Regions from separate parts of the Homo sapiens genome. Here region 2 is linked to region 1. The links are chromatin loops, found by intact Hi-C in ENCODE. Cell type or tissue: endothelial cell of umbilical vein. All regions are shown on one strand.

Region 1 (2,500 bases):
TATCCTAAATATGAATCTCCTAATCATGCAGTTTTAGTTTGAATAGTGTAGTCGTCTACATTTCTGTGCCATGTAGGAAAACATAAATGTATTTTTTTTCTTATATTTAAAATCTTGAAGATAATATAAATATTATTATCACTCTTTCTCATGGCAGCTGTGGATTTTTTAGTTCCTTTCTCTTGTCCACCAGAAAAATAGTTTCCTAGGTTGGGCCAGTTACGTGTTTGGTAAGGGCAACTTTGCGGCCGTCATTTGCAGGAGAACTCTAAATATTGGTTAGGATTAATATTGTGGCCAGCCTCAAAGGGGAATAACTCATGTGTGGGTTATATCGTCCAGATGTTCAGATCAACAGATTTGTTAGTAAATTAGCAGTCACACCCCTTTTTTGATGCTTTCACATTAAAAAATTGAAGTTTTGGACTTGAGCATTTGGCTCTAGTATCATAGCTTTACTTATAAGAAAACCCTGGGCAAGTCATCTGCTTATTCTCATCAGTAAAAATGGAGAGGGTTGGCCTCTGCTGCCTGCCTCAGAGGACTGTTGTGATGATCAAAGGAAATGGTACACATTCTGGGGGAACAAGAAGCACACCCAGAGAAAACAAGCCTCATCAGTTCCTCCAAAACAGAATGGAAAGAGTTACACCTTCTGAAAAAGCCCTCAGCACCAATCAATAAGGTCCTAGGTTGGAGAGAAACTAAAGCTGGTCTTCAGAAGCCTTTTCACAGAATCAAGAGTGAAAAATAAGTAAATGTTTGGGTGACCACTTTTTCATCAGACTAACTATATCTTGGGTTTTAGTTGGGTCTCAAAATGTTCCCCAGCCAGACCCTTTCTAATTTCCTTTTGATTAAGATCTTTGGTGGACTATAGCACTAAATTTGTTTAAGCAGTATGAGGCATAAAATTGTGACTATGTTTCTAAAGTCGGCCCTGATGCATTGGGTTTGGAAATGACCACAAATATTCCTGTTTTCCTGAGTGTACCCTTCAGGGTCCAGCTGTCCAAAACAGTGTTGATAGGAGTTCATCATAGCTGCTTTGGGAGGAAGCCAGATTCTCCTTATCTTTTAGCTTTAGATCGTGGAATCCAGGAAGTAGAACAATGTCTATTGTTGCTAAAGAAAGAAAGAAATGGGCCGGGTGTGGTGGCTCACGGGGAGTAATCCCAGCACTTTGCGAGGCCGAGGTGGGTGAATCACCTGAGGTCAGAAGTTCACGACCAGCCTGACCAACATGGCGAAACCCTGACTCTACTGAAAATACAAAAATTAGCTGGGCATGGTGGCATGCGCCTGTCCCAGCTACTCAGGAGGCTGAGACAGGAGAATTGCCTGAACCCAGGAGGCGGAGGTTGCAGTGAGCCGAGATTGTGCCACTGCACTCAAGCCTGGGCAAAAGAGCCAGACTCTGTTTCAAAAAAAAAGAAAAAAAGAAAAGAAAGAAATGGTAGTACTGATTCTGTACTTGAAGGATGTTTAATGTAGCATGGTGTTGTAATAGAGAAGAAATGATGAAATTGTTGAATTTGAAGAGTTGGGACAACGATCAGCTATCCCACTTTTTTTCTCACTTTCAGATCAGTTTTTGGATAATCATATGGTAGTTAAAATAATAAGTGTACACATATACACACAGGCATACATAAATCGGCTTTAAAATATTTGACTCAGTTACTCAGATGTTTGGGTTTGGGAGTCTGATTCAGCATCATTTCCTCTTCACCTTGCATGAATACATGAAATCATAATATCGTTCATGTTGTTACCTTTTTATATTGAAAACTAAAGTGTATACAACATTGGATAACACTTTCAAATGAATAATTTTAAAATGTTTTTATGACATTTTGGAAAGATCTTGGGTGCCTAATCACATATTTTCTTAAGAACCATAATAAATTTGAATTTAAGAAAATGTTATTACAACATTTGATGTTTGTGTCCTATAAATATTTTTACTAATAATGCAAACAGTGAATGTAAAGAAGTTACAAGCTTTTTCTTTTTTCTAGCCCTATGCAGAATAAATATCAGTTGACCTGAAATATTTTTCTGCAAACATTACTGTCATGGAATTTTTGTAAAGTCAGTTTGCTTACTGATTCATATATAACCAGACTTGACATTTTATGGAACATTTCACATATAGCTGTATTTGAATTTTGATGAGGAAGGAGTTATAACCTGGTCAGCTCTTCATCATGGTAGACTTTGTGCAACCCCAAAACACTAAACAGTTTCATGTCCCTGGAGGTTTATTGTAACCTTGTACTGCTTTCTTGGTACTAGGATTTTCCCTCCATGTTGCTCTGTTTCTCTACATTTCTTCCCATATTTGGGACATTCCAAATGCTACATTCATAATTTATTATTCCTTTAACTTAATTTTCTTGGTATAAAAATAATGGGCTGCAAAGTCACACGTCCCGTTTGACATCAGGAATATTCTAGTCAGTGTTTGTATTTTTAAAGTTTCAGATAACAGGGACAA
Region 2 (2,500 bases), 500 kb before region 1:
TTTCAGTAATGAGAAATCTGCAGTATAATCTACTCTTTCCTTACTAAATTCAACTAGAGAAAGATTATATTTTTCTAAAGATTTGTCATCATTTTCCATATACCTAGTCAATTACAACAGTCAGAGATAATCTTTTTTGAATGATTTTGAATGTTCAAGGTAATAGAAACGATGTTTTTCTATGTAGTGCAAATGATACCTTTCAAACAGCAGGGCATAACGCATGTTTCCTCACTTTCATTTATACCACTTACAGGAATTTATTTGCTTTTGTATTAAAAGCTGAAATGCATATCAAGTTAGATTTTTATTTCTATCAATCATAATTATAGTTGTCACTATTTTGATAAGGCTATGTCATAACTTACCAAAGGAAAGAGACAAGTTAACAAATACTTTAAGAAACCACTAATATCTAGACTTGACTTTTAAAATTAAAAGCCTCACCCATTTACTCATTTCAGAGAGTCAAAAGATAACAATCACAGAAGGATGGTCAGCACAAGCACTATCCTTTTCTAAGGTGCTTTCTCCATTTCACAACGACTCCATTCACTTAACAACATTTCCTTCTCTACTATTACTTTACAAACAAGTATCTCCTACATGCCAGACATCATACAATGTCCTTTACATACATTATATCTCAATCTCACAATCTTGCAGAATTATTATTCCCACTTTTAGAAAAACTGATATTCAAAAAGATAAAGAAATTTGCCTACTATCACAACAGCTAAAAAGAGAGGGAGCTAGGAATGAAGCAGGTCTTTCCAGCTTCAAAGTCACTCTACCTTCTAGTACTCTCAGTTACCCCAGAAATCCAGACCATAGAACTACTTCCATAATTGATCAACTCTCCCTGAAAGGGAAATACATTGCACACCTAGCCTTCTGGGGAAAGAATCCACACAACAAACACATGTTTGAAGCATCCACAAATATTTTAATCTAACAGTATCTTCTATCAACAGTTTACAAACATGTATATTATCTCTTTAAATCATCATAGCAACTCTGAACGTGAAGTAGGAATTACATTATCCCTATTTTATAAATAAAAAAAAAAACTTTGCAGTCTCTGGCATACAGTAAAAGGGAGAATATTTATTAAATGAATAAGATTCAAATAAGCTAAGTGACGTGTCCAAATTAATGGCAGAACAGAATTCAAACCCTAATCTCCTTTAATTCTAAAACCAATGGACTATACGACAAAACACAACTCCCTCCATAAGCTTTTTTCAAAATAATATAACAAATTTATGTATAACACTAATTAAAATACAGTTATAAAACAGAGCTAAGCTGATAACTTATTCACTTAACAGTCACATTTTTAAGCTGTTTTTGTTGGCATAATGACAATGTAATTATTAGGATAAGAAGACCACAGACCACAAAGGCCGGAAGCTGGTCAAGTGAACTCATTACATCAGTGCACACAATTTTAATACCATTGGACAGACAACTTGAAAGTTTCAAAAAAAGGGTATCTATTTAGTCATTCATTCATTCACTCAGTCCCTCATCTTAACATTTATTGAACACCTATTATGTGGCAAAAACCAGGAGAGTTTAGTTTCTTATAATGCACTACAGACACATTCAGTCTCATTAGCTGCCCCAGAACTAAGCAGGAGAGGTCTTTATCTCTATCTGATATGTGAGAAAATGGAAACTCAGAAAGGTTAAATAACTTTTTGAAGTTACATGGTCAAGCTAGGAGTTATTTCCAAGTGGTAGAATACATCTAAGCATGTGGTATCTTTTCTTTCTATATTTCTATGAACCAGAAGTCTACCACTCTACATCAGGATTAAACAAAAAGAGCCCAATCTTATATTGTTCAAAATATACACATTACTATTAAAAATCCATACGCATATGCACAGAATAAAACCGAAAGGAAATACACTAAAATGTTATCAGTGGTTAGTGTACGCATTTTTTTCTTCATTATGCTTTTCTGTACCATGAAAGTGTTATCACTTTCGGGAATCAAAAAACACGTCAGGAAATCTTTTGGTTTAACATTTTAAGTTACTACAACAGTATTTTTCACACTGCAAGTTGGGACCCCTCCTGTAACAGAGAATCAAAACAACAAAGGCTACTCCCAACAGAGGCAAATGGGGCAAGGCTGAAGAGATCAATAATATCAGCCACCCAGTTAGGAAGTTCTTCCCTACTGAGTCAGATCAGCAATTTTTAAAAAATAAAATAAAGCACAGAATAGAAAAAGAAAAACAATTATCAGTAAACAACATACATAGTAAGGGCAAGTACACTTTTGCAAAATATGTTTTAACTAAATGACTTCATCTTCTAATATGCTGTATCTTATTCACTATATGACAATCACGCTGCTCTCCTTGCTATTTCTTGAATATGCCTGGGACACTCCCACATTAGGGGCTTTGCACTGACTAACGGCCCTGCCTGGAAGGCTCTTCTTCCAGGAAATCCAAATGACTAACTCCCTCACTTGCTTCAAGGC

Evidence for each region. A loop is a pair of places that touch in the nucleus more often than their neighbours do. Peaks named below come from ENCODE experiments on the same cell type or tissue, not always from the same donor. Only the 100,000 strongest peaks of a DNase experiment are listed, where the experiment ranks them.
Region 2: it touches region 1 in a loop (6-fold over the local background); 7 of 110 quality-filtered maps call a loop at or near these places.

Annotation. Positions count from the first base shown.
Region 1 is chr9:100,586,466-100,588,965 of GRCh38, forward strand. It overlaps CAVIN4 (caveolae associated protein 4), which reads left to right. Exons shown (of 2, transcript NM_001018116.2): 2 at 1-1,924. Among named protein-coding and RNA genes, the nearest start is that of CAVIN4, 9.6 kb to the left of the region's middle. In endothelial cell of umbilical vein, no CTCF peak of the experiment used is centred here; a DNase peak (open chromatin) is centred at 1,076; H3K27ac peaks cover 1,388 bases.
Region 2 is chr9:100,085,954-100,088,453 of GRCh38, forward strand. The region is part of intron 1 of ERP44 (endoplasmic reticulum protein 44); the gene reads right to left. Among named protein-coding and RNA genes, the nearest start is that of ERP44, 12 kb to the right of the region's middle. In endothelial cell of umbilical vein, no CTCF peak of the experiment used is centred here; a DNase peak (open chromatin) is centred at 1,398; H3K27ac peaks cover 726 bases.